Regions from separate parts of the Mus musculus genome. Here all the other regions are linked to region 6. Evidence: chromatin loops called from intact Hi-C (ENCODE). Cell type or tissue: left cerebral cortex. All regions are shown on one strand. Region 1 overlaps Heatr3 (HEAT repeat containing 3). Region 2 holds the start of Mir7071 (microRNA 7071). Region 3 has its middle 28 kb from the start of Adcy7. Region 4 overlaps Cyld (CYLD lysine 63 deubiquitinase). Region 5 overlaps Cyld (CYLD lysine 63 deubiquitinase). Region 6 overlaps Brd7 (bromodomain containing 7). Region 7 has its middle 22 kb from the start of Adcy7.

Region 1 (4,000 bases), 180 kb before region 6:
CTGTTGTCTTATTCAGGAGGTTTTGTTGTTTTTGAGACAGTGTCTTTGTGTATAGCCTTGGTTATCCTGCAGCTCACTGTGTGGACCAGGCACATGGAAACTTTTGAATAATAATAGTAATATCTTCACATCAATTGTGGAGCCTCTGTTGCACACCAGGCTTTAGCAGATAGGGGAGAAACTGTAGTAAGACCATCGTTTAGCTTGTGCTTCTCTTTATGTTTTATTTATTTTATGTATATAAGTGCTCTATCTACATATAGAGTCTGCATGCCAGGAGAGGGCATCAGATCCCATCACAGATGGCTGTGAGCCACCATGTGGTTGCTGGAATTGAACTAGGACCAAAATGAACTGGCACAGATCACATGTTGTGCAGGAGTTTGTCCAAGGTGTGTCTGATCCCGTACTGTGCTAATTACAGGAACTCCCTTCTTTGGTACATACAGTATCTAAAATGAAAAGCCCAGAAGATAAAAGAAGATGAGTTGCATCTTTGTACTCTTAGTGCTTGTGAGGCTGAGACAGGAGAATTGATAGTTTGAGACCAGCATGGACTATAGGAAGACCCTGTGTTAAGAAAATTGTGAGCCAGGCAGTTGTGGCACACACCTTTAATCCCAGCACTTGGGAGGCAGAGGCAGGAGGATCTCTGAGTTTGAGGCCAGCCTGGTCTACAGAGTTCCAGGACAGCCAGAGACAGAGAAATCCTGTCAAAAGGAAGGGAGGAAGGGAAGAGGGAGAAAGGAAGGAAGAAGGGAGGGAGGGAGGGAGGGAGGGAGGGAAGGAAGGAAGGAAGGAAGGAAGGAAGGAAGGAAGGAAGGAAGGAAAGAAATTGTGGGAAGCTGCCTGTCTCTTTGCCAGGCAACCTAAGAGGGAGGTATTAGAAATAAGACAATGTTCCAGGAACAACAGGACAATAAGCCATGGTATCTGGTGCTATTTATCAGCTCTCCCACAAACTTTTATGACTAAAGCAATAGGTGTGATTAGTGTTACTTTCAGTCTCTTGCTTCTCTGGAGCCTGAGGTGGAAGGATCTCTTAAGCCCATGAATTCTTTTTGTTGTTTTGTTTTATTTTGTTTTTTCGAAACAGGGTTTCTCTGTATCAGTCTGAGTACCACAGTGATCCCTGTCTTATCGTTGTTATTTTCAAAGTCTCTCTGGGTGTGGAATTTAGGCAGAATGGTGAAGGTGATCTGTCTATTGCACAATATCTAGGCAGTGATTCTCCATTACCGGTAGTTGCTCCTCTCCCAGGGGACACTTGGCAATGTCTGAAGGTATTCCTGTGAGTATGTCTTGGTGGTTGCTCCTGGTGTGCAGCAGGGATTCTAGGAGACATCCTGCACAGGAGTGCTCTGTATGCACACACAGTAGCAAGTTATCTGGGCAGGGTCACTGGTGCTGAGGTAGAATCTAGACGACTAGGGTCTCCACTGGAAAACTTAAAGGCCATGAGCCAGAATTGTTTACAGTGAACACTTGGTGCTAGAATCATCCCACAGGGCACTCCTATGTGACCCGAACCTTCTCAAAACAATTGACTGGGTTCCCAGTCTGAGGAAAACCCACACATCTATGAGTCAGCTGCAAGTCACATTGCTTGTTATAACCTGTTCTGTCGTGGGTATGGTTGAAGAAGACAAAGTCACACCCGTGTTTAAGAAAAGGAAATCAGGGGGCTGGTGAGATGGCTCAGTGGGTAAGAGCACCCGACTGCTCTTCCGAAGGTCAGGAGTTCAAATCCCAGCAACCACATGGTGGCTCACAACCATCCGTAACAAGATCTGACTCCCTCTTCTGGAGTGTCTGAAGACAGCTACAGTGTACTTTACATGTAATAAAGAGATAAATAAAATCTTTAAAAAAAAAAAAGAAAGAAAAGGAAATCAGACTCTGGGAGGTAAATGCTGAGGGGTCAGGTGACACAGACTGGGCATACTTGCTGTGCATCTTTAGAAAGTATGACCCTAATGTTCCAAATAGATCACTTACCTGGGCGGCCCTCATTTGTCCCTGCTGGAACAGTCGTTTATTGCAGCTGTCCTGTTTGTCAGTAGGAGAAGAGCAAGACTGAGGCTAGGAGCCATGGGCCTATATTATCAGGGACACTAGTGTAGAAGCTGACTTTCCCTCCCACAGTCTGCCAGCACCACAGTGGAGATCCCTGAGAGATGAGACTCCCCCAAAACCAGGTTTATCCTGTGCCAAATGTTAATCTAGTTAAAACCCAGCATCGTAAGTCAGGACCACAGTAGGTCTCTGCCTGTCCCTTCCACAGTCTTCTTTCAGACTTACTTGAAAGTGTACAGAGACTGTGAAGTAAACATTCCGCTTAAATATAGCAAGATGGCTCAAGTAGTAAGCATCCAACTGCTCTTCCACTCACTAGGAGACTCATAGCCCAGCTCATTCTAGTGTGTCTAATGCCCTCTTGTGGCCTCCGTGGGCATTGCATTCATGGTGCACAGACATACAGAAGGCCAAACACTCATCCGCCTGAGATAAAATAAATCTGGGAGAAAAAAAAAGCTTTTGTTAATAACAGTGTAAGCTAACATTCGCATGCTTTGTTTTAAACCTGTTTCTTCTCCTACAAAATAGTTTGTCTTCTAGAAGAGAAAACTTGCACTTCATCTTTGTGTTTTTGTGGAAACATTTTGTGTTTTAGATTTTGCTAAACATGATGATTTTCTAGAAGCCATAAGTAGTGCTTTGAGGGCCCTTTTGCAAACAATGGCCTCCAAGAACATTCCACAGGTAAGATGTTATAAACTTCTTGGGAGAAGCTTGAAAAGATTCTGTGTTTTGCAAGCAGTTAACCAACAGGGTGGGGAGCCCCTGCTAGAGGAGCTGTGGAGATACAGAGCTTTGTAGAAAGCAAGGGAAGTGCTGGAAGTGGAAAAGTGGTCCCTCCCCAGCCTGCAGCTCCACGAGGGGCTGCCTTTTGTGACGCTCCTTAGTTAGTATTTATGCTGTAAACATTTTCTCTAGATGTTGTTGTTCTTCGAATACTTTATTCTAGAAACTCTCACCTTTGTGTTCCTGAGTCCTCTCTTGGCAAGGGACTTACAGTTTTATCAAGGGATTCCAAGAGGCCATGTCTCTGCTCTCACATCCACTACCATGGTTAGCTTTTATCTCTTATCTACCTATTTTATTTATTTATAAGACAATATATTTTTAAAAAAATAGAAGGAGCTGACAAGATGGCTCAGTGAGTAAATGAAATTCTGCTAAGCCTGCATCCCTGAGCACCTATGTAAAAAAGGGAGGAGAGACCTAACTCCACAGAGTTATTTCCTAATCTCCACACACATGTGACTTGGCACATTTCCAGGTGTATACACCATAATAAGAATATAATTTTAAATGTTAAGTTATTTAAGCAAGTTTGATATGTTTTTTTAAACAGCTTTATAGAGATGTGGTTTTATACACTATACATTTATCCGTTTGAAGTGTACAGTTCAGTAGTTTTGTATATTCCTATCTCATGGCTCCTAATCTGTCATGGTTTCCTTACCCAGCTTCTTCCCTTGCACGATTCATTCATGGAAGAAGCTTATTTTGTTCTCAACAATCAGACTTGAATGATATATCTGATAGTGTTTTTAATACTCTCCATCTCCTGTCTATATTAAGGCCTACATCTAATTAGACTCATATTGCTGTATGTATTTTATACTTTAAATCACAGATTGTGTCTTAGTATGTTTACTCAAAGGTTTTACAGACGTTGGTCATAGCTGCCTAGGTCCTTTCAGGAGGCTGCACATGAGAGATGCCCAGCTTTGTCTTCTTTGTGCAGTACTGCAAATAAGACATCATCTCATTGGTCATTTAGTAAATTTGGCATAGTTCGTGTCAAAATTTTACAGATATTATCCAATAAATAAATAAATAAATAAATAAATAAATAAATAAAGATGGAAAGGAATACCTGATAATCTATTGTATAAAAAAATTGCTAACGAAGTTTTTAGATTGTGCCCTT
Region 2 (4,000 bases), 200 kb before region 6:
GAAGTCGCCACGGGCCCGGTGGGCCCCAACGACGGCTGCTGCAGTCGTCCTCTTCTGGTCTGTCACTGCAGCCTCCGTCGCCATGGGTAAGAGTCGGACGAAGCGCTTCAAGCGACCTCAGTTCTCCCCTATCGAGAGCTGTCAGGCCGAGGCGGCGGCCGCGTCGAACGGGACTGGGGACGAGGAGGACGATGGGCCCGCGGCGGAGCTTCTGGAGAAGGTGGGACGAGGGCATGGCCAGGCTCGGGCGGCGGGCGGCCGGGGGCCCGGGGGCCCGGGAGCGAGGTGCTGCAGCGCGCGTGCTCACTACGCGACTCTGACGTCTCGGTTCCCGCAGCTCCAGCACCCGAGCGCCGAGGTCCGCGAGTGCGCCTGCGCGGGACTGGCCCGGCTAGTGCAGCAGCGGCCCGCACTACCAGACTTAGCCCGTCGGGATGCTGTGCGCCGGCTCGGGCCGCTGCTGCTGGACTCGAGTCTGGCGGTAAGGGAGACGGCGGCCGGAGCTCTGAGGTGAGCCCGAGAGGGCCCGAGGCAGTGTCCCTGCGAGCAAACAAACCTGGGACACCCTCGCCCGATGCATTCTCTACTTCTGGGGGAATAATAACATGCCAGTTAGCTCAGGTTTGCAGTGGATGGAGATGTGAATTCATGCACCGAAGGACCCCGGGGCTCACACACTTTTTGTTGTATCCACCTGGCGCTTCACCAACCATCAAACCTCATGCACATTTACCCCATCTCAAAACCCACCATAGAGTCCCTGATAGGATAGTCTTTCAGTCTGGGCTCCAAGTACAGCTGACATTTCAGCATGTAAGATCTCTTTGCAGGCGCTCCACTGAGAGGGTGTCTGGAAACTGTCAAAAAGACTGGGCTGAATTTCAGTAAAATTTAGACCTTCTAGCATGGTGGCACAGACCTTTAATTCCCGCACTAGGGAGGCAGAGGCAGGCAGATCTCTGAGTTTGAGGCCAGCCTGGTCTACAGAGTGAGTTCCAGGACATCCAGGGTCACCCAGAGAAATCCTATCTCAAAAAGGCCAAAAAGCAAAAGCCACTCTAATGAACTGTAGAGAGGACAGAAAGTTAGTATTTGTGCTCTTACAGATTTGCCTGTGTGTATTGTTTCAGTCTAATAAATATTGGATGGAGCACCTGTGTGCCAGCCACTGGACGAGGCCAGTTCAAGGCCACCTTGAACTACTTAGTGAGTTCCAGGACAGCCAGGGCTGTTACACATAGAAGCCCTGTCTTGAAAAAATCAACCAACCAACCAGATAAATAAACAAATCTTAAGTCTATTGAGTAAGATTAGTGTTAAGAATATATTGATTATTATTAACCAAATAATTACTATATGTATAAATACAACTAGTAGTAATTGCAGAGACTACTATTAGGGGTATGATGGTTTGAATAAGAATGTCCCTCATAGGCTTATGTATTTGACCACTTAGTATTGAGTTCTCCTATTTGAGAAAGAATAGGAGGTGTGGCCTTGCTGGAGTACGCGTGGGTTTGTTAGAGGAAGTATGTCACTGAGGGTGGGATTTGAGGTTTCAGAAAGCCCACACCAGGCCCAACATCTTTGTCTATGATCAAGATACAGCTCTCAACTACTGCTCCAGTGCCATGCATGTCACCATGCTCCACGATGACAATGGACTAAGGCTCTGAGACTACAAACAAGCCTCCAGTAAATGCTTCCTTTATAAGGGTTGCCCTGGTCATGTTGCCTCTTGAAAGCAACACAACAGTGTAAGACAATGAATTATTTGATGTGCTGAGGACCAGGACAGTTGAAAATCTGTAGGCTTGCTCTCTAGCATATAACAAATACAGTTTTGTTTTGTTTTTTCCTGTGGAAAACCTTAACTGTGGTTAGACATACAGGGCTTAGCAGCATTTTGTGAGATGTGACTTGAAAGTAAAATGTGTTTACATTTCTTATGTAGAAACCTCAGTGCTTGTGGAGGTTTTGACGTTTGTGATGACATGGTGGCAAAGGACATCATGACGCCCCTGGTGGCACTACTGAGAGAGGTATGTGGCATTTAACATAGCCTGAGTGATGACTTCTGTGTGGTTTTTAGGAGACAGGTTTAGGAGGTTTTTTGTCTGTTTGTTTTTTATTTTTCAATACTTTGGTGTCGTCTTATGTGTCCCTTTAAATACCCTGTGACAATTTTATTTTTTCCCCTGGAAACTCGGTACAAAGGCCCCAGTAATACCAATCTCTATTATTTGTGTCTCTGCCACCTTTATGATTAGAAGAGCCCTTTCTAAAGATATGCACACTTACCCCCTTAGAACTCAAGCCCGTTCCCTGACTGCTCACTCCTGTGTGCCTGTCATTTAATCTTCACAGTGGTCCTATGGGACAAGTCTTTTTTCCCTTTCTTTTTTGTGGTGCTGGAAATGGAACTCAGATCTTTGTGCCTCCCACCAGGCAGGTGCTTTAGCACCACCCATCTGTATCCAAATCCAAGGCAGGTGTTCTTATACTAGTTCATACTGTGCTGATGGGCCCAAGGACAGACGTTATGAACTTACAAAGACTATGTTAGACTCATTGTTACGTGTTACATGTACATTCATGTTACATGCTGTAGCTCATTGGCTAAGGACACTGGACTCTTGTATTCCTCTCAGTCTGCCATGCCTTTTGTCCGTTTTACACTGATGCTATGAGACCTTGGTCAGTGCTCCCTTACAAGCAGTGCTGCTGCGCTGCAGGTGGCTGTGCCATGGGGACACCCAGTTGGGTAGAGATCAGGGATGCTGTAGAACTTCCTTCCTTGCAGAGGGCATTCTCCCATTAGACGTCTAAGACTCAGAAGACCTTTTAGAGAGTGCCCTGTTCTGTGCTAGGAAGCAGCCCTGCACAGAGGTCGGGGCTCCAGTTGGAGGCTAGAATGTCTGCAGCTAGAGCCCAGCTTTACCATACACTCAGCTGTGTCTTCAGGAGCCTCTTTTATCTTATTTTCATACGAATATTGGGAGGTTAAGGTTAATAGTTGAGCTGCTTCAAGTTTGTTGTGAGGATTAACTAGTAAATATATGTAAAATGCTCAGAATAGTACTTAGGGGATGTTGTACAGATATTAACTATTGTATTCCTTTGTCATTCTGTTTCTTTTAATATAAATTAATTATTCTTTTATATATATATATATATATTTATTTATTCGCTTTAAATCAGCACCCTCTGTCATTCTGACTTTTACTATATTAGGGGAAATACGTTGTATTGGTCTTATACTTTCATGTAAAGTGTGGGACAAATAACATCATTCCTTGACAACCTTTCTTATCTGTGTTTCTTGCCAAAGGGATGTATTATTTTTTTAAGTTTTTATTGTTTTTATTTATGTATGTCTGTGTGGAGTGAATGCTGTGTGTATGCAGGTACCTTCAGAGGCTATCAGATAGCGTGGAGCTGTAGTTACAAGTGGTTGTGTACCAATTGATGTGGATACTGAAAACTTAGCCTAGGTTTCCTGCAAGAGCAGTGCAAAACCTTCCTCTGGACAGACAGAGTGCTCTTAACCACTGAGTCATCTCCATGCCCAAGGGATGGACCATGTAGAGAACTGTACCTGTAACCATTGATGTAATTGTTAACTAACCCCTATCATTTCTGGGGTTTTTAAGGTTATAATTCTTTACTATTACTATCTTTTTTGCTTAATTATTCTTTTGAACCTAGGTGCTAATTATGATGTTTGGTTGCAGTGTCTCTCTGGACTGGATTCAAATGAGATGTCTCCACAGGAGAAAGCTGATAAGAGAAATCCTGTAGAGAGCATAGCCAATGAGGCTGTGAATGTGCTGTGGAATGTGTGGTAAGTGCTTTCTGAGGTCAGTCTCCTGTTGTGTCACTGCCCAGCCTGTGGTGCTCTCTGTTAAACTGTAGGCCCCGCCCACAGATGCTTGCTACTTTAGTTGATGGGGCAATCTGATGACTTGAGATTCATCCTAATCAGCATAGTGTACACCTG
Region 3 (4,000 bases), 73 kb before region 6:
TGGGAGTGCCTCTATCACAGTTGGTCATACAGTACCACAGCTCTCCTGTGGTCTGCACATGTGCAGAAGTAGTCCTTACTGTATATTGTACTGGCCGGTGGCAGTTGCTTTGGTAAATCATTGAGGTAAATGCCCTGACACTAAGACACCAGTGGACTTCCATGCAGTGCCCAGAGCTCTCAGCATACCTTAAACACAGACTTTAGAAAGTTGATAGAATGACACTCCTGAGCCAGGGTTTTGGTTTTTTTCTTGTTTTCAAAAAGATTTATTTTATGTATATTAGTATACTGTCACTCTCTTCAGACACACCAGAAGAGGGCATCAGATCCCATTACTTGTGAACCACCATGTGGTTGCTGGGAACTGAATGCAAGAGCAGTCAGTGCGCTTAACCACTGAGCCAACTCTCCAGCCCTTGAACCAAGTTTTCTAAGAAAGTAAAAATCCCCTTTTTTTACCCACAAGATCTTTCTATGTACACTAGGATGACTTTGAACTCTGGTCTTTCTGCCTTGTTTCCTCATGTCAGGATTATAAGTGTGTACCACACCGGCTTCAGGATTACTTTCTTAGCCAAAGTTGTTTTGGGAAGTTTCTTGTCTTTGTTGTTTGTTGTTGTTGTTGTTGTTGTTGTAAGGCCAGGATCTTAAGTAGCCCAGACTAGCTTCAAACATGGTATATATCCAAAGATGATCTTGTATTTTTGGTTCCCTTGGCTGCCCCTCAAATGCTGGGATGCACCACCACATCCCGATAACTTGTTGCTAGTAATCAAAGCCAGGCCCTTGTGCATAGTAGGCAGACACGCCACAGCTGAGCTAAGTCCCCAGCCTGTCTTTTGGTTCTTCTCCTTAAATGTCACAGTGCAGCAGAGTCATCCCGAACAGCACTCCACTCCCTTTGCCATTTTCCACTTTTAAGGAAAGGAGCCTTGCTTTGGGCAACACTGGGGAGGGGGGAAGGCCAATTCTTTGATCATTTTCTACCATCTGCCTGTTAACACTCCACCTTTTAAACCAGGTGGAGTGTCAATCCCAGCACTCGGGAGACGGTGGTGGTGCACGCCTTTAATCCCAGCACTCGGGAGGTAGAGGCAGGCGAATTTCTGAGTTCGAGGCCAGCCTGGTCTACAGAGTGAGTTTCAGGACAGCCAGGACAGCCAGGGCTATACAGAGAAACCCTGTCTCAAAAAAACAAAACAAAACAAAAAAAAGCACTCCACCTTTTGTTGTTTTGTAGCTCTGCCTGTCCCAGAACTCACCATGTAGACCAGGCTGGCTTTGAACTTACATTTCAGGTTTGGGGTAAGGAGGAAGGGCTCCCCACCAGAACAACTGGATCCCAGTTATTTGAAGTAGACAGGGCCAGAGCTGCTGTGTGGTTTTTGAGGCTAAATTGGGGGGAGGGGGCGGGGACCAAAAGCCATCTGGTGGTGAGGAATTCCACAGTCTTCTGGTGCACAACAGTGTTTGAAAGCTGTTCTCCTCAGGCCACATTCTTGAGTCTTGCGGCTTGAGTCTTTGCTGGCATTCCATAGTGAGCCAGTCTGGGTTGACCAGCTTAACTAAGAGATGCAAGATTTTTGGCTTTTAATTGGGAACATTTTGCCTTTTAAGTAAAATGTTTTAAATTCCTTGTTTGTCTAAGAAGACCATTTTAAAACCAAGGAACTAGGGATCTGAAATAACCCACCTGTGTAAAACACACACTCTGTGTGTGTGTGTGTGTGTGTGTGTGTGTGTGTGTGTGTGTGTGTGTGTGTGTGTGTGTGTGTGTCTGTGTCTGTGTCTGTGTCTGTCTGTGTGACTTAATTTCATTTTATATTGTGTGTACATTTAAAGCCTGTAACATTTAAAGCATTTAAAACCTTTTGGAAGTTGTGGGATTCAGAGGAACTGCCCAAAGGATGGATACAAGTAGATGGTGCCTTTTCTTTCTTTTGTTTCTTTTAAAAAATAAAGGATGTATTTTCGTTTTTCTGTGTGAGCTTTGGCTGGTTTCTGTATGTACTGTGCTCATGCAATGCTCACCGCGGCCAGAAGAGGGCATCAGATCCCCTGGACCTGGAGTGACTGCTGTGAGCCATCTATCTTGAGTTAGGAATCCAGGTCCCCTTCAAGAGCTGTAAGCACTCTTAACCGCTGAGGCATCTCTTCAACCCCTAGAAAGATGTCTTAATGTTTAATGTTAACAATAAAAGAGAAGGAGGAGCTGATTAAAAGCTGAAGTGGCCTCTTGAAATGGAATATCCATTTTCAGAAGATTGACCACTCAGTTTCAGCTTCGTACCTCCAGCTTGCACTTAGGGCGCCAGGAATGTGGCTTTTCTTGAGCACTCTTCAAAGGACCGTAAGGGGGTTGCGCCAGGCCTCTCAGATTAAAATCCACTTCAACACCAAGTGCTTCCAAGTACCAGGCTTAACCTCGTCCCCACAGGCGAGGAGACAGGAAAGACCTGTCTGGAGTGAGGCAGAGAGCAAGGGTCTTGGGCCCTGCCAAGAAGGTGCAAAAAAGCATATATTTGGGGAGAAGGGGAAGGTGTTGTGATGCCAAGGCATTCTGAATGTCTCCCCCAACTTCTAGGGGAGCCACTTCCAAAGTGGTGAGCCACTGCCGCCACTTCTCACGTTTTAGGTTTTGAAATTAAGTGTTGACTTCCCAATACCCTTAAGTCTCTACGCCGGGGCCTCCTCTGAGTAATTTTCCTGAGTGCAGTGGTCACAGTCGCTATGACTCCAAATGGCTGTTCTTATCAGCCATTTGTGCAATACAGTGAGTGGGGCAGGGGACGTGGGTGTTGTACCTGGAATCGCATGCTCTGCGGTGAGCTACACCCTCAGTGTTTTTATTTTTCCAGAAGCGTTAGTTTAGCACCTGAGCCTAAACTCCGTGGGTGTGTGAAACCTTGCAAATCAGCCAGCTGCACCAGGTGTTTTGTCACAGTCGCCGGGTCGCCTGAGGCTTCGGGCAGGTGTGCTTGAAGTGCAGGTGTTTGCTTGCCTGAACATCCCCCTCCTCCCCTGAAGCTTGCCTTCACTTGTGCACACCACAGCTCAGCTCAGTTTCCTGGATTTCCCTCTTGGTAAAGTCTTGGCTGGGTGTCTGCCCATCTCGCTTCCTGTGCGCAGGCTGTAAATGTCTGAAAGAGCTCTGCGTTTGTGTTCAGTTGGAAGTTTTGCTGGATATAGAGTTCTGACTGGGAAACGTCTCTCAGAAGCCGAAAGCATCATTTTCAGTGTCTTTAAGAATCCCAGATTGGAAGCAGAGGCAGGCGGATTTCTGACTTCAACGCCAGCCTGGTCTACAAAGTGAGTTCCAGGACAGCCAGGGCTATAAAAAAAAAAAAAAAAAAAAAAAAAAAAAAAAAAAAAGAATCCCAGATTGGCATGATGGTTTTTCCTCTCAGAACTTTTGGGATTTCCTCCTTTCTGCCACGTTCTGAAACATTACTGTATGGACAGAGAGTCTTCTCTGTTGCAGAGGGAACTTCTCATTACCAGGGTTCCATTGGTGGCTCATAGCCTTCAGACACCTGATTTTTTTTTTTTTTTTTTTTTGGTTTTCCAGACAGGGTTTCTCTGTATAGCCCTGGCTGTCCTGGAACTCACTCTGTAGACCAGGCTGGCGTCCAAGTCAGAAATCTGCCTGCCTCTGCCTCCCAAGTGCTGGGATTAAAGGCGTGTGCCACCACTGCCCGGCGACACCTGAATTCTCATTTACTCCGATCTCTAAGGATTTCCCAGGAATTCCACATTTGTTCAAATATTGGGTGACCTGCACAGAGAGCCTCTATTTGTCTATTTTCCTTCCATATTCATGAAGGTGCGGCCAAGGTTGCTATGGAAATGTTGATAACAGGAACATGGGATGTCTGCTGGGGAAATTTGTAGGCATCCAGTAGGACAGCCCTAGAGATAGCCTATGTGAGCCACAGGAGGCAAGGCTGTAGATATGGGGGCCCCTGAGGCATCTGGAGCCTTAGGATTCACTGTGTGTC
Region 4 (4,000 bases), 400 kb after region 6:
TGCATTCTGTTTGCTATTTTCTTGTGTAGTAATTCTTGCTGTGTGCTCATATAGTAAAAAAAGATGAATAGAAATTTCATGAAGTATTGACTTTTTAAAACCTTTAGTCTTCTGCTTCTGTTTATTTCAGTGTATGTAATAACTATAGTCTATGAAATGATGTGAATCATTTGGTATCATGTATTACAAGTTAGTAATAACACTGTACTAAAAGCAGATGAGGTGTATTATAGTAATATGGTGTTTGTTTAAAAGAATATTTTTATGTCTTCCTCTACTTCTTTACTAAGGTGAGTTGTAAATGTGCAGAAGATGGGAAGACTTTGGTATGTGATGTTGGTGATGTGTGTTAACATCACAAGATGTTTAAGTGATGAAGAGTTAAGTCATACAATGATCATGAAACTAATAGGTCAGGAAGACAGAGAACAAACTACGCAATTTAAAGGCCAGTTATGATCAATTTGAATTTTGTTATATACTTTTCTTAACAATAAAAATAAAGATTAATTTAATATATTTAAAAATAACAAAGTATGTAAATTAAAGGAATATTCTAGATGTCCTACTGTGTCACATAACTAAGAAAGTAAAAGAATAAATTTCTCTATTTAGATACTTGTTTTCCCTAAATTCTGTAATCATTTTACCCTTTAAAATAAATATGTGCTTTGATTTTCACATTAATTATTTTGTCTTATGCAAATTTTAACCACTCAGATTTTTCTTTCACTATATAAATGGTACTACCAGCAGAGGTCAAATCAATAACAAGGTGTATTATTATAGCCTTCCTTCTTTTTAAAACACTGTAAGCCTTTCTGTAATAGGCTTAATATTCTTCGCATCATATTTGTTCAAGCAGTCCGGAATTGTAGTTAGCATACTTTGTCACTCACTCTATGCCAGGAGATTGTCAGATGGCCTGTGAGGTCAGGATGTGTCTTGCCGAACATGGTGGTATATCATACACCTGTAATCGCAGCACTTACTGGCTCAAGAGACTAAGGCAAGATCAGTTGAGCTCAGAAATTTGAGATATATTTCTGGTGTCTGCAAACTTAACACCTGTTGTTTGGACACAGATTTTGCTTTATTGCAAGTTCCCAAAAGCAGATTTTTTTGTTGGTGGTTTTTGCTTGTTTGTTTGTTTGCTTAATCTTTTCCTTTTGTATTCCCAGTGGCAAACATTTTTACGTGAGTCATAGGTATTTATTAACAAGTGAGTGACTAAAGTGTTAGTGACTCTAAAAAGCAAGTACACGATTAGTGCTCAGCTGGCTCTGACTTGCTCCATTAAGTCCATAGTCTCCATAATCAAACAAAGAGAATTTCTTAATTATGTTGACTGGTTTGATTGCAGACTTTAGATTTTTAGTATATCATCAATTCCCCTTTTTCATATCTCTTATCCTATATATTAAAGTGACTTTTCTAAAATGTGGACATTCTATTTTATAAAATAAGTATTTTAATAATAAGCAAATGTTATTGATTAAAAACCATTCTCCAAGACTTTTGAACTATTAGAGTTGTATAGTGCGTGTTATTTTGGAGGTGCCACTCTGGATCTCAGTCTTTCACTTTCTAAAGCTTAGCAAGAAGCCTGCAGTTGTGCTTTAAAAACAGCTGCCTAGTCTACTGATGCGCTTCCCATGTTAGGATTGTATGAAAGTATTTGATTACTAAGATATGTCATATAATTCACTATGCCAGTGTCTGTTAATTCATTTTTATCGATATAGATATGGATATGTGTGTGCCACAAAGATTATGAAACTGAGGAAAATACTTGAAAAAGTTGAGGCTGCATCAGGTTTTACCTCTGAAGAAAAAGGTGACTTTTCTAATTTATTAATTTATGTTACTAAACAATATGTTAAATTATATCCTGAAGTATGTCTGTTTTACTTAAAGGGTTAATCTTAAAATTATTTGAGAGGGCTATGGATATATATCTCAGTGGTAGAGTATGCAAGAGACCCTGGGTTTGATTTCTAGCACTGCAAAAATAAATGAAAAAAATTTTTTTTCTATGTGACATGCAAATTTCTCCTGGTATTGGAAGTGATTCTTCTCTTCCAAAGTGACTGTGATGTGTAGTAATTAAGAAAGTGGCTGACCCTACAGTAGATGACTAACGTCCCTGCCGCCAGCAGTGGTATTTGGAGTTGCCTCTCCTCCTGTGGTGAGGGCTGTCCTGAGCCACTCAACTCCCCCACCTGCGCTTCTAGTTGAACAGAGCTGTGGAAGAGGTGGACAGCGTTTCTGTCTACTCACAACTGGACAATTTCTCAGATCCAACTTCTGTCTTTGAGTATGTTAACAGGGTTAATATAGTCAGCTGTGACATTTATACACGTGATAATTACTTAAATAGAAGGAAAAATAGGGCTTATTTTAGGTGGTAGTCTACTGAAATCCTTCAAAAGACATAAAAATGTTCTCACTATGTGTGAATGAATATATTCTGCTAAATGGGACAACATGACAACAAAATGGAAAAGTAACATTTTATTATAACCTGTAAATAAAAGTTTTTCCCTTACTAGGAAAGTTTGAAAATACTAAACTTTTAATTAAAATAATTTTGAAGGAATGAATTAAGTTCAGTGTAGAAATGTTTGTCATAAAGAATATAATGCCTTTTAAATTTTGCCTGTGATTTATTTGAATTTTTAATTTTCTTCTAGATCCTGAAGAATTCTTAAATATCCTGTTTCATGATATTTTAAGGGTTGAACCATTGTTAAAAATAAGGTAACTTTCAAGCTGTCTAGAAGCACTGGGCAGTAGATCTTCTTTTCCACTGCCATCCCTCAATAGGAATGAAATCCCTGCTGCTCCTCAGCGTTATCTGAGTGTAGTTAAGCATTGTAAGGACAGATGTGGGTTCCCTTAGCTGCCACCCTTTCCCTGGGCTACACTTGCAGAGCACAAGGTGAACCTGCCCTTTGAATTAGCCCGAGTGAAGATGTGCCCACAACTTATTTACTTATGCAATTGAATATGAATATTTTTGGAAGCTCAGTTAATAAGCTTTTAAAGAGAATCTTATTCTAATTGAATTAAAGAAGAAAGAAAGAAAGAAAGAAAGAAAGAACGAAAGAAAGGAAGAAAGAAAAAAACCACCTGAGAACATTGTAGTTTTTTTGTTTTTTGGGTTTTTTTTTTTTTTGTTTTTGTTTTTTGGTTTTTTTACTTCCCCTTACTTACAGAGCTCAGTTAGCTTTAAAATAGCTCTCTAGTTCTCTGTTTAGTAACTTGATCTCTTCATTCTCTCCATGTTGAAAATATTACCTGAGTTTACTGTGGTATAGTTCTTAATGAGATATTCTAAATGTCAGCACTTTCCAGGTCATTTGAGAGGTCGCAGTGGTAGACCCCTCTCGATTTCAATCTTGGTTTCTCTGTTGAAAATGTTAGGAATATTTGTTCTGTCTACTTCCTTAAGATCCCAACACTGCCGAGTTAGTTCTCTTACCTCTGTCTCAGTGATGTACTTTGAACCAATGCTAAACTGGTTTGTGGGAACAAGGAAAGTGCACAGTGAAAGTTTGGTACTTCGTAGGAGCTTCTAACAAATGACATTGAGTGTACATACTTAACAGCAAGTCAGAGCTGCCATAGCTTTCTATGTGCCTAGAAAATCAAAGAGAATTAACAAAAGAGTTTATAATCCGGCCAAAAATTAAAAAGTAATCATGGAAATGTCAGTAACATTTTTTTATTCCTTCAAGCATATAGAAAATTGAAAATTTTATGTTCTAGGAAAGAAAAATAGGCAGCAATCAAGTTTTTAAAAATAGAGTTAAAAAAAGATTTACACTAAGCTAAAAGGTAGATTTGGTTAGTGAGAAAGATTAAATAATTAAACATGTTAGGTTTTTTTTTTTTCAAAATAACTTGCATTTTGACAGAATCCAACTTATTGTCCTTTCTTTGGAACTCAAGAAAATGATTTTAGAGTTTTCTACAAAATGAAGTGGGTAAAAATGCC
Region 5 (4,000 bases), 410 kb after region 6:
TAGTGACAGAATACCTTTTTTTTCCATTTTTTCATTTAATTTATTTATTCACTTTACACCCCAATATCAGCCCCCCTCCTCCCAGCGCCCCTTCACACACATAGATCCTCCCTCTCTCTCCCTGCTCTCCCCTTCTCCTCTGAGAAGGGAGAGCTCGTCCTCTCCGAGCATCACGCCCCACCTTACCCCAGCACATCTTATTTAGTCACTTGACATTTGCCATCCATCTTGAAGGACTGTTTCACTGAGCACAGAATGCTATGTTCACAGGATTTGCTGCCTTTCACACTACCCCTGGCTGGCTGGCATAGTCTCTAATGAGAAATTCGCAGTGTTTGGGTCATTGTTTGCAGCTTCATAATTTATTTTTCTCTGCCTGCTTTGTTTTTTAATTTGATATTCTCTTTATTTACATTTCAAATGTTATCCAGTTTCCTGGTTTCCCCTCCGAAAACCCCCAAACCCTCCCCCTGCTCACCAACCCACCCACTCCCGCTTAGTGCAGAGTTCTATCAGACCTTCAAAGAAGACCTAATTCTAATTCTCCTCAAACTATTCCACAAAATAGAAACAGAAGGCACTCTACCCAATTCATTCTATGAAGCCACAATTACTCTTAATACCTAAACCACACAAAGACCCAACAAAGAAAGAAAACTTCAGACCAATTACTCTAATGAATATCGATGCAAAAATACTCAATAAAATTCTTGCAAACCGATTCCAAGAACACATCAAGACAATCAACCATCATGATCAAAGAGGCTTCATCCCAGGGATGCAGGAATGGTTCAATATAAGGAAATCCATCAATGTAATCCACCATATAAACAAACTCAAAGACAAAAACTATATGATCATTTCATTAGATATTGAGAAAGCATTTGACAAAATCCAACACCCTTCATGATAAAAGTCTTGGAAAGATCAGGAATTCAAGGCCCATACCTAAACATGATAAAAGCAATCTACAGCAAACCAGTAGCCAACATCAAACTAAATGGTGAGAAACTTGAAGTAATCCCGTTAAAAGCAGGGACTAGACAAGGCTGCCCACTCTCTCCCTATCTATTCAATATAGTACTCGAAGTCCTAGTCAGAGCAATTAGACAACAAAAGGAGATCAAGGGGATACAAATTGGAAAGGAAGAAGTCAGAATATCACTATTTGCAGATGATATGATAGTATACTTAAGTGACCCCAAAAATTCCACCAAAAAACTCCTAAACCTGATAAACAACTTCAGTGAAGTAGCTGGATATACAATTAGCTCAAACAAATCAGTGGCTTTCCTCTACACAAAGAATAAACAGGTTGAGAAAGAAATTAGGGAAACAACACCCTTCACAATAGTCACAAATAATATAAAATACCTTGGTGTGACTCTTAGCTAAGCAAGTGAAAGATCTGTATGACAAGAACTTCAAGTCTCTGAAGAAAGAATTCAAAGAAGATCTCAGAAGATGGAAAGATCTCCCATGCTTATGGATTGGCAGGATTAATATAGTAAAAATGGCTATCTTGCTAAAAGCAATCTACAGATTCAATGCAATCCCCATCGAAATTCCAACTCAGTTCTTCACAGAGTTAGAGCAATTTGCAAATTCATCTGGAATAACAAAACACATAAGATAGCGAAAACTATTAACAATAAAAGAACTTCTGGTGGAATCACCGTCCTTGACCTCAAGCTGTACTACAGAGCAATTGTGATAAAAACTATGGTATTGATACAGTGACAGGCAGGTAGAATACTTTTTAAAAGACTTCTTCCTCCCCTTTCTGCAAATGGTAGCTCCCAGGCAGTGCCGCATCTGTGGAGGACTTGCGATGTACGAGTGCAGGGAGTGCTATGACGATCCGGACATCTCAGCTGGGAAGATCAAGCAGTTCTGTAAGACCTGCAGCACTCAGGTAATCTGTGCTTACCTGGTGGGTATGCCCTGTAGACGTCACCCACTGACTGTCCACTACATTTCTGGACTTGAAAGCCTTTCAGAATCAAAGTACATTCATAGTAAATGTTCTTGCTCATCTCTCTTCTGTTGGTGTGTGTGTGTGAGAGAGAAATACTTGGCTGTGATTATAAGAGCTGGGCTCAGTGAAAGTGGCTAGAGTCTGCTCCCTTGCAACATGGTATTAGCTCATGTGGTGTTTTCTTCATGGTCCCTTTTAGGTTCACCTTCATCCCAGGAGGTTGAATCATTCTTATCATCCAGTATCACTTCCCAAAGACTTGCCTGACTGGGACTGGAGACACGGCTGCATCCCCTGTCAGAAGATGGAGTTATTTGCTGTTCTCTGCATAGAAACGAGCCACTATGTTGCTTTTGTGAAGTATGGGAAGGATGACTCTGCCTGGCTTTTCTTTGACAGCATGGCGGATCGAGATGGTATTAAACACCTTCCTCAGCATCCTGTATTTAGGGGTGTAGTGCTTCCTAGTGAGAACATGTGTGTGAAGTAATAGGGTGTGTTGTGAGAAAATCCTTTAAGGAATAGTATGGTGCTATAGACTTTAATCTTCAAAGTGTATTAATAATTCAGCTACCCAGACTAAGGAACAATGTTGTGACATCTTGGCACTTAAACAGATTTGTTAAAGAGTGCTGTCTAAGATCTCAGCACTTGGGAGGTAGAGGATTGTGAATTAGAGGCCAGTGTGTGCTACATAATGAGACTCTTTTTCCATTTGCCCCACCTCAAAAAAAATCCTAAGATTCTTCTTTTAGAGCTGATTTTACCGTCTATTTCCTTTCAGTTCTGTATACACTGTAGTAGCCATTTATTGAGCACCTGTATGCCAAGCTCAGTGGGAATACTGCAGTTGTAGAAATTATGCCTGTTTTTCTGTTGTCTTAGTTAAAGTTTAAAGTGGTGAAGATTGCATGGTTTGCATTTACCTCATTCTTCCTGATCTCCTGCATTCCGTTTTATGAAGAAACCTTTATCTAATGAGCTGTTCCTAGGAAGCTTAGTCATTTCTTAATACACAGTTCAGTGTCAGGACCTCAAAAAGTTTTGGAAGTAAAATACTTGTCACAGTACACCCAACCCCCCAACCCCTATTTCTACAGGTATTCTCCCAAGCTCTAGGCCCTAAGGTCTTCTGGTGTGGGTCTCTAATAACCAGAGAACCCTAGTAGCACCTCCTTGACCAGGGACACAAGACCAGCAGTTCTCCATCTCTTCCCAGCAGTTCAACGCCTGAGGGGCATGCCCACCCCTCCTGTTCATATGCTTCACCCAGTTAGCATTAGCAGCATGGCTTTTGGGAAAGCACTTGGGAGAATAAAACCAAACAGGCTTTCTGTAATCCAGTCATCAAAGCACACAAAGTAATCAGTGTGCTTTCTGCTGATCAGTGCATAAACAGCGCATGTAGAGGTGTGCAAGTATGTCCTTAAAACATAGGAAAACAGCAATGGGCATTACTAGGTGTTTCAAAAACTGAGCAAAATTTTTGTGGAAAAGAATGTCAGGCTGTTAGTGTATGGGAGGGACTTGCAGGTATGAGGAATCAAGACTGTGCACACAGTGGGTAGCAGCCTGCAAATCAGGCCTATCTTAAATATGTGTTCTTTCACCAGTTTTATTCACCTTTGCCTGTGGAACCCTCTCAGAAGCCAAGGAGACTATAATTCTAGAAACTGGAAGTCAAACAAAGGTTTTCTTCCAATTCTCAGAGTCAGTACTCATTAAATTCTAGGATAGTAGAATTGTTCAGGTAGGACAGGATGCCAGAAGGACTTAGACATTCACTTCCCTAAATAGATTTCACTGCCCCTTTCTCTAGGTGGTCAGAATGGCTTCAACATTCCACAAGTGACGCCCTGCCCAGAAGTGGGAGAGTACTTGAAGATGTCTCTGGAGGACCTGCACTCTTTGGATTCCAGAAGGATTCAAGGCTGTGCGCGCAGACTTCTTTGCGATGCATACATGTGCATGTACCAGAGTCCAACCATGAGCCTGTACAAATAACCAGGTTATCCGCAGTGG
Region 6 (4,000 bases):
TTTGCTGTGTCCAATGCTCTGGTCTGGCCTTCATCTTCAGGAGATGACTGTATGGATAAAGGAAAACTTTTATGCAAACAGTATATGCAAAAATCAATGTAAATAGAAAACTTAACTTTGTGGCAAGAGAAAAGCAGCATACTAAAGTATATGGAAAATAAGGATTTATGTACTTTAAGTGATTTATTTATTTTAATTTTAAGTGCATTAGTGTTTTGCCTGCATGTATGTCAGGGTGAAGTGTTGAATCACCCAGAACTGTGTTACTAACAGTTGTAAGCTTCCATGTGGGTGTTGGGAATTGAACCCAGGTCCTCTGAAAGAGCAGCCAATGCTCTTAACTGCTGAGCAATCTTTCCAGCTGCCAAGTATATTTTTAAACCAAAATTAATTAATTATATTAATTAATATAATCACTTTGAGTTTTTTTTTAAAGATTTATTTATTTTATGTATATAAGTACACCATAGCTGTCTTCAGACACACCAGAAAAGGGCATCAGATCTCATTACAGATGGTTGTGAGCCACCATCTGTGGTTGCTGGGAATTGAACTTAGGACTTCTGGAAGAGCAGCCAGTGCTCTTAACTGCTGAGCCATCTTTCCAGCCCTCAATTATATTTTAAAACCAAAATTAATTAATATAATTATTAGCATTCTGAGTTTTTATGAGTTGCTAGTAATGCTAAGATCCGTGCCTGACTATATATAGCCAAATGTAGTGCTACATGCCCATAAACTAGCAATTGGAGGCTCAGGCAGAAGTATCATAAATCTGAGGTCAGTTTGGCCTACACAGACCCGATCTCCAAAAGAATTATTTAAAAGAATGATCTTATATATTTAAGATACTTGGTAAATATTAGATAAATGTCTAAATATATAAAGTCTTTTGAACACATTGAATCTTTGACAAGGATAGGGAAAAACTTTCAAGAGGCAATATTCTCTGACAGTAGAGGCTTACTGTAAAATAAACACACGCCACAAAATATAGATGGTCCCTCATGATTTTATGCACATTAATGTAATGTAGTTCACACATAAAAAGAAATACATCTAGCCAGGTGGTGGTGAAGCCTTTAATCCCAGCACTCGGGAGGCAGAACCAGGCGGATCTCTGAATTTGAGGCCAGTCTGGTCTATAAATTGAGTTTCAGGACTGTTATACAGAGAAATCCTGTGGGGGTGCAGGAGGGACATCAATAAAAGTGTTTTATTTCTTTTTTGAAGGTTTATACTCTGATTTAGAGCATTTCCAATTTCTAAAACATGTAAGCCATATATTTTTTTACATGTGTAACTCTTGTGTTACTTTGTAGGATATATTTGAGAAGAGAAACTGCTAGTTCAAAGGACAGAAAGATCATATTTTAAATATGTTACTATCATCACCAAATCAAAGCAATTTGACTTTAGTTAACTATTAATTCTAATTAGCTGAGTGGAAGGGTCAAGTACATTTAATTCTGAACAGATGAAAAAGTACTTTTTAGGTTTGATAAGTAGTTCGTGTGGCAGGATTTTGAAGCAGAAGCCACTGACCAGGCTTGCTATGACACCCAGGGAACCTTCACCAGTTGTGCAGGTACCGACAGGGGGCTAAGGCACTGGGGTCATGGTCACCATGAACAGTTATGACTTCCAGGGCTGCCTAAGAGCACTTGCTCCTCAGAGGCCTTAGGTCTAATCACTAGCCCTTACTCAGCAGCTCACAACCATCTGCAACTGCAGTTCCAGAAGATCCAACAGGTATGTGTGTGGTATACATGCATGCAGACAGGCGAAACATTCATATAAATAAAAAAAAATCTAAAAATTAAAAAGAAAAAACAGATGACTTCTTAAGACTCCTCTAATTTTGTCATAGAACATTCTAGACACCAGAATTCCTCTACATCAGCAGGAAACATTTCTTGGTTCTAGTCTCATTTGAATGATTCTAGATTATAAACAGTCTTGAACTGGACTAGAGAGTTCACAAATATTGATAAAAGATGCAACAGGGAAGGCTTTCCTTTCTGCGACTCCCAGTGCATGGCTCTCATGCACATTCTCCATCCTGTCAGCCAGCTTCATCCTCAGCTCAGGAATTCCGAGTCTTACCAAAATTAGTAGAGAACGGCCACGTTCTAACTCCCTTGGATCCTGATAGCTGACTTATTTCTTTCCTTTCATTGTTCTCCACCCACAGCAGGCTGTCCTTTCCGGGGAATGGAGTTCAGCTGTCATACTGGCTAATCCCTGGTCTCAAACAGTGAATGTCTAGCACTTCAAAGCCATTTATAAACTGCCTGTTTCTTGAGCAGTGTGCTTACCATGTCCAAGTCCTGCAGGCTCCTGGAATGTCCTCCTTTTGTTAGAACATCCAGTAAACTATCTGCCATAACATACGGGTAATCTTGGCATGTGGCCAAAAACTCAGAGATGCTGAAAAAAGAGTTGGAAAAAATCACTTCTATAGAAGTAGCCTTCATGGCTCGTACCTGTGAGAGCCAACTCTTCCCATTAGATGCCCTTGGTTCATAGACCACACTATGAAATATGTTCCTTTCAGAAACAATGTTGCACCTGCATACTTACCAGTGATGAATCTATCACCATGAGAGAACACATACACACACATACAATGAAGCAGAAGTGAACTGTTCCTGAGCATCCTCTGAAGAAAGCAAGGGTGTCAGCAATGGGCCTTCTTGCCAGTTCCCCTTAATAATCTCATTCACTTAAGGATTTTCATATGTATCAAAACTTCTAAAATCACACCCTTGTTTGCATAAACACACATCACAAGCTAAATGTCAGCTACTTTCCCCAAGTGCTGTTCTAAAATCATTTTCCTTTCAGTAAATTGAAAATCCTGATATCATCCCAACTTCTCTTACTCTCCAGTTAAAAGCCAGCAACCTACTAATTACTAACCACAATGGCCACTTCCCTGGTCTACTTGTTCATGCCTGGTTTCTGCCCTAGCAGCCCAAGCTTTGTATAACTGCCAGATTGGTCACTTCAGAACCACAAGCCAGATTGGGTCACTATTCTGTGTGCCATTGACTAGCTCCTGATCCACCAAGTACACAAAGTTCTCATAGCAATCTCTTCCCATAGTGACTCTTGTGACTACTTCTTTCCCCTCCAACCTGTTCTGCTCCTTACAGCTCTTCCTGATGCTCTTGGCTCGGTCAGGCCAGCTCTCAATTCAGGTCCCCTGCTTAGCTACTTCAGAGCCAGGATGCCCTCTCAGAGAGAGCATTGCTGGTTCCCTCTCTGGTCACTTTCCTGACGCCAGCATTACTTCTCCCTGTCCCTCTTTGTCTTGCTCCAAAGCTCTGTCACTATCTGACAGGAGGGTACAGTTCTGTTATGGAATTCTTAGTGCCTGGAACAATGTCTGGCACACAGAGGCATACACTGCTGATTTGTGGATTGCCTCACTGAGTAATCTAGAAGGAATGTGCCCTATTCCATATAGTCTAAGGATAGCAACTCCTCAATCTGAAACCACAGCCAGTCTCTAACTTAGGGAACCCCATCTAGAAACAACACATAATATACTAACATGTGAGAGATCAGAGTTAAATGCACCTCCTTCTAATACAAATAAACTCAAAACAACAAACCCCCAAACCAGGAGACTGGTTAATGTACTGGATATAATTCTTGAGCACAATAATAGTTAAGAAGTTACCAGTGCCAAGAAGAGAAATTTCAGGCTCAATGTCCAATCCTAGGACACAGTCCTGGTAAATTGAGACAGTATCTCATCAAACTGAGCAGATACAAAGTATCTGAAAAGGGATGCAGACCCTAGGATACAAGTTTGTACTATAGTTTGGCTGTACTATAGTTTGGTTGGTATATTATAGCGAAACTGTCCTGTATGTGGGATGCTTTAGATATTTCATGACTTAGGGAAAATACTTTGTGGATTCTTAAATGAATCAAGACTGAAACATAACTGACATGCAATGTCTTACAGCAGAGCAGGTTCTGACAGAAG
Region 7 (4,000 bases), 67 kb before region 6:
ACTCCTATACATAAAATAAACAATTCTTTAAAAAAAAAAATAAGCCTTTTAAAAAAAACCGTAGAAAGTCAAGCACCCCAAGTCCTACTGTGCTGAGTAAGAAACTCAGACCCACCTCCCCCAGTGACTGCCTCCACTGTACTTTTGGGAGACTCTAGTGTTGGTCACTGCTTGAACATAATTACTGACTGGGGTTAGCGTGTCCCATTGGGCTGCCATAGGGATGTCCACAGGAGAGGTAAGGATTGTGACAGTGCCATGTGGGTTGGCGGCGTGTCCTGTTGAGATCCCATTCTCCAGCTCTGATTTCTCGTCTGCTGTCAGACTGGTCACAGGCCTGTGTGATAATGATGTAAAATGACAGAGACCTAAGTCACTGTGTCATTCCCATCCTACCAAAAGAGTGACGGACTCCTTGTAGTCTGCTTAGAAAGGCCAGAGGATATGCCACCTCTGCACCAAGTCACCCCTTCCCCCCACCCCATAGAGTTCTGGGACCAATTAGGAGGGCTCCCTGTATTCCAGCTTCTGTTGATACAGTGGAACTGCTAAGGTTCTGATGGGGGCTGCCATCTGACCACCATCATGGGCTCATCTCTTGGGAACCTAGGCCAGGGCTCTTAGTGTCTTAGTTAGGGTTTTACTGCTGTGAACAGACAGCATGGCCAAGTCAAGTCTTAAAAAGGACAACATTTAACTGGGGCTGGCTTACAGATTCAGAGGTTCAGTCCATGATCATCAAGATGAGAGCATGGTAGCATTCAAGCAGACATGGTACAGGCAGAACTGAGAGTTCTATATCTTCATCTGAAGGCTGCTAGTGGAAGACTGACTTCCAGGCAACTAGGATGAGAGTCTTAAAGCCCAGGCCCACAGTGACACACCTACTGCAACAAGGCCACACCTCCTACTAGTGCCACTCTCTGGGCCAAGCATATACATACCATCACGGTGAGGAAACCAGCAGACCCCAGTCTAGATAGCAAGTGTCACCTTGGCCATGTCACTGTGGCATGCCAGAAGCAATGCCTGGGCAATCTCAGGGAGGCTGGGTAGACTTGCAGAAGGTCACAGTTATGAGCCTTAGCTGGGACCTCAGGTCACCTGGAATGGAAGTCAGTTTACACCTTCCAGATGATTCCAATAGAGCCATCTCTGAGTTGGGTCGCAGGGCTACTAAGGGAAGTGGACTTGTGACCTACTGGAGTCTCTTCTCTCTTCTATACTTCTCTCTTCTATAAGAAGGGTGCCTGGTCCCAGGAGACCAGACAGGCTCCGCCCCTCTTTTTGTTCCAGGATCACGCAGATCCCACCGAGGCTGTGCTGTGTTGGCTCTGAAAAAAAAAAAAAAAAAAAAAAAGAATGTACACAGCAAATGGGCAGTTCCATCAGTGTGAAAAGCCTTTCACAGACACAAGGATGCGGGGAAAGCAGACTTGGGAAGGGTTCACAACTTGATGACCCACTGAGCAGACTTGATGGTGGCTCAGAGTAGCACCTTCTTGTTTGCCCACCCTCAGAAACAGAGTAGATTTTCTTCTCTTTCCAACTCTGGTGCCCCACCCCAGGTTAGAGGGGCCACTACGAAGTTATACACCTACTTTATTTTGCTGGCTTTGTCCTTCAGGTCAGTAGAGTTGTGCCTGTAGGACAGATGGATGGGTGGTTCTCGCCTCAAACGGTCCTAGGAGATTGAGGTTGGAGCATCTTTCTTTAGCAGGAAAACATTGGTTGCAGCCTGGAGCCTTCCAGAAACAGGGGCGTGGCCAGAGGGCAGACGAGATCTGGAGGAAAGCCGCTGAGACATCACTCTCTGGTCTCCTCGGAGGTGGGAATGGGCTGGGCGCCGTGGACCACGTGGGAGAGGTACTTTGGGAACCCGGAGATGAGGTCTGGCTGGTGACCTAAGGCTGCGGGCGTGGCTCCCTCCTGCAGCCTCAGGGACACCGGAGATGGCCCAGTGCCGCAGGTAACAGGGTCGGAGGCGGCTACGCGGGGACCGTGTGGGGACGTTCCCGAGATCCCCAGCCCGCGCCCCGCACGGTCAGTGTGACCAGCTGGGGGCGCCCCGGCTCTCGCGCTCGCGGGCGGGAACTCCAGAGCGCCCGGGCCCTCGGCGGTGGCGGCAGGTGAGTGCGAGCGCGGGCCAGGACGCCCCTGGGCACGGGCAACAGGAGTGGTTGTGGGGTCCTTGCCTCCGATCCCGCGGGACAGGACACACAGGGTGGTCATGGGAGGCTCGGCCCGCGCTTCTCCGACCCGGGCGCGGGATCCAGGCAGGCCGCCTCCGACCCGCGCTTCCCCTCTGAAGCTTTCTTCCCAGCCCGGGTGAGAGGCGGGAGGCGCGAGGCTCTGGACCACCGGGATGCGGGTTGCCTCACACCCCTCCCTTGGCTCTTGGTGGCAGGGAATATCTGCTCTGTGGCTGGGGGGCTAGCTAGGGGTCTAGGTGATCTGCTTAGAGTGACTAAGGGACACGCTCATGAAGAGCCATCACCCAGCTGGAGCCATCAGAAAGCTGGGCCCCTCAACCCTGCGAAAAGGTTGGGGTTCGCTGTGAGCGGAGTGGGGACCCCCACCGGCTCCGCATGCCTTCCACCGGAAGGAAATAGCAAGGTGCTGAGGATCTGGCTAGTGCTTGGATGCCTTTCTCAGGGTAGCTGCTCTCCTAAAGAGGCCCAACCCAAAGCCAAAGCTGGAGAAAGAGTAGGACCAGAGCCCTGAGATACTGGATGGAGGATAGGATACAACCAGTAGGGCTGCCTAGCCAGCGAAGTGGCCCAGGGGACTGGCTGGGCAGCCAGCTTTAGACTCGCAGACAAGGGAACTGTTGGAGCGGATGCTGCTTTTACAAGTGGCCGGGACCTCATAGCATAGGGCAGCTTGTACATTGGTGACTTGGAGTTTGGTTGGACAAGGAAGGTCAGTCCCTAGATCTGTGAGGAGACAAGCTCACTCGGAAGCAGCTGCTGGGCCTACGCAGACTGGCAGGCAGCCTCCCCTGGGTGAGTTGGGTCATTATCTGTGTGGACAGGTATCTCAGAGTCATCTCCTGTGGTACTGAATAGAAAGAGGGTCCTCGGGTACTGGGTCATCTTGGGGTTCCATGTCCTTGGGATTTGGGGAGTGGATTATCTTCTGGGGCCTTCTACAGAGGAGGCCTGAAGGAGGCTGAGTTCTCCAATACCAAAGGGTCCTGGACATGCCTTGTACCAGTGTACCCTGAGTTAGGGAAGACTGGACTCAGCGGCCCCACTGACAGTCGGGAAGACTGACATTCCAGGGTCAAGGCAAGTGAAGCAAGGAGTAAGGCCTAGTCTTCTGGCCTTCTCTTCTAGTTCTGACGTGATGCTGGCGTGTCTGACCTGTGAACCGACCTCCCATGCCCAAAGGCAGAGTCTCCAGTAGGGCTGAGATCACCTGAGGGGAGAAAGGCCATATTGCTTGCCCAATGCCTGCCTGGCCACCTCTCCCTTCTGGTACCTTCTATGCACTGCATCTCTGTTCTTGGATGCCCCTTTTTAGTGACTGGGCATAGGGGGTTGGCCTGTGTCCCCTTCCTAAAGGAACCTCAGTCACTCTACTGGTCCTACCAGCAGGACAGGCGGGTGAGTTAAGTTAGTCTCAGGTGGTCCTGCCCTCCAAAGGCCACTGGATGATAGGGAAGGTAGGGGTGGCTTGTCCTTGCCCCCCATGTCCACACTGCAGCGTGGCTCATCTGTGGAGTGTGATCTTTGTAGAGGAATCTTTGGAGAAGTTGGTTGATGTCATTTATCTGTCTTAGGCGGGGTTTTCAAAACGTCACAGTAGGGGAGGAGAGGCCAATCTCTGTGTTCATTCTGGTGAGTTCTCTATAGCAGTCCTGGGCGTGTAACACTTGGCTTTGCATGAAGCTGGGGCATCTGCTGGAGCTCCCCATGGTAAGGTCATGAGGTGTTTTGGTCCCAACAAAAAGACCTGGGACACAGGCAGAAGGCCCAGCCTGAGGGTCTGCTGTGCA

The links. A loop is a pair of places that touch in the nucleus more often than their neighbours do. Peaks named below come from ENCODE experiments on the same cell type or tissue, not always from the same donor. Only the 100,000 strongest peaks of a DNase experiment are listed, where the experiment ranks them.
Region 1: it touches region 6 in a loop (2.2-fold over the local background); 5 of 42 quality-filtered maps call a loop at or near these places.
Region 2: it touches region 6 in a loop (3-fold over the local background); 6 of 42 quality-filtered maps call a loop at or near these places.
Region 3: it touches region 6 in a loop (4-fold over the local background); 27 of 42 quality-filtered maps call a loop at or near these places.
Region 4: it touches region 6 in a loop (2.6-fold over the local background); 4 of 42 quality-filtered maps call a loop at or near these places.
Region 5: it touches region 6 in a loop (2.5-fold over the local background); 2 of 42 quality-filtered maps call a loop at or near these places.
Region 7: it touches region 6 in a loop (2.6-fold over the local background); 25 of 42 quality-filtered maps call a loop at or near these places.

Annotation. Positions count from the first base shown.
Region 1 is chr8:88,159,204-88,163,203 of GRCm38, forward strand. It overlaps Heatr3 (HEAT repeat containing 3), which reads left to right. Exons shown (of 15, transcript NM_172757.3): 12 at 2,675-2,763. Among named protein-coding and RNA genes, the nearest start is that of Mir7071, 23 kb to the left of the region's middle. In left cerebral cortex, a CTCF peak has its summit at 2,463 (motif pointing left); DNase peaks (open chromatin) are centred at 1,565 and 2,434.
Region 2 is chr8:88,137,938-88,141,937 of GRCm38, forward strand. It overlaps Heatr3 (HEAT repeat containing 3), which reads left to right. Exons shown (of 15, transcript NM_172757.3): 1 at 1-220; 2 at 338-510; 3 at 1,955-2,042; 4 at 3,735-3,844. The coding sequence starts at 83. Mir7071 (microRNA 7071) reads left to right here and starts at 269; the gene lies at 269-337. In left cerebral cortex, a CTCF peak has its summit at 438; DNase peaks (open chromatin) are centred at 362 and 1,697; H3K4me3 peaks cover 1,811 bases; H3K27ac peaks cover 962 bases.
Region 3 is chr8:88,264,290-88,268,289 of GRCm38, forward strand. No RefSeq gene overlaps it. Among named protein-coding and RNA genes, the nearest start is that of Adcy7, 28 kb to the right of the region's middle. In left cerebral cortex, a CTCF peak has its summit at 2,032 (motif pointing right); DNase peaks (open chromatin) are centred at 1,431, 2,047 and 3,051.
Region 4 is chr8:88,733,138-88,737,137 of GRCm38, forward strand. Cyld (CYLD lysine 63 deubiquitinase) reads left to right here. Exons shown (of 17, transcript NM_173369.3): 11 at 1,746-1,837; 12 at 2,694-2,760. Among named protein-coding and RNA genes, the nearest start is that of Cyld, 38 kb to the left of the region's middle. In left cerebral cortex, no CTCF peak of the experiment used is centred here; no DNase peak of the experiment used is centred here.
Region 5 is chr8:88,743,032-88,747,031 of GRCm38, forward strand. It overlaps Cyld (CYLD lysine 63 deubiquitinase), which reads left to right. Exons shown (of 17, transcript NM_173369.3): 15 at 1,797-1,915; 16 at 2,178-2,394; 17 at 3,798-4,000. The coding sequence ends at 3,982. Among named protein-coding and RNA genes, the nearest start is that of Cyld, 48 kb to the left of the region's middle. In left cerebral cortex, no CTCF peak of the experiment used is centred here; no DNase peak of the experiment used is centred here.
Region 6 is chr8:88,337,091-88,341,090 of GRCm38, forward strand. Brd7 (bromodomain containing 7) reads right to left here. Exons shown (of 17, transcript NM_012047.3): 12 at 2,319-2,430; 13 at 1-47. Among named protein-coding and RNA genes, the nearest start is that of Brd7, 23 kb to the right of the region's middle. In left cerebral cortex, no CTCF peak of the experiment used is centred here; a DNase peak (open chromatin) is centred at 2,376.
Region 7 is chr8:88,270,485-88,274,484 of GRCm38, forward strand. It overlaps a transcript of Adcy7 not described here. Among named protein-coding and RNA genes, the nearest start is that of Adcy7, 22 kb to the right of the region's middle. In left cerebral cortex, a CTCF peak has its summit at 2,059 (motif pointing right); DNase peaks (open chromatin) are centred at 1,878, 1,941 and 2,016; H3K4me3 peaks cover 1,156 bases.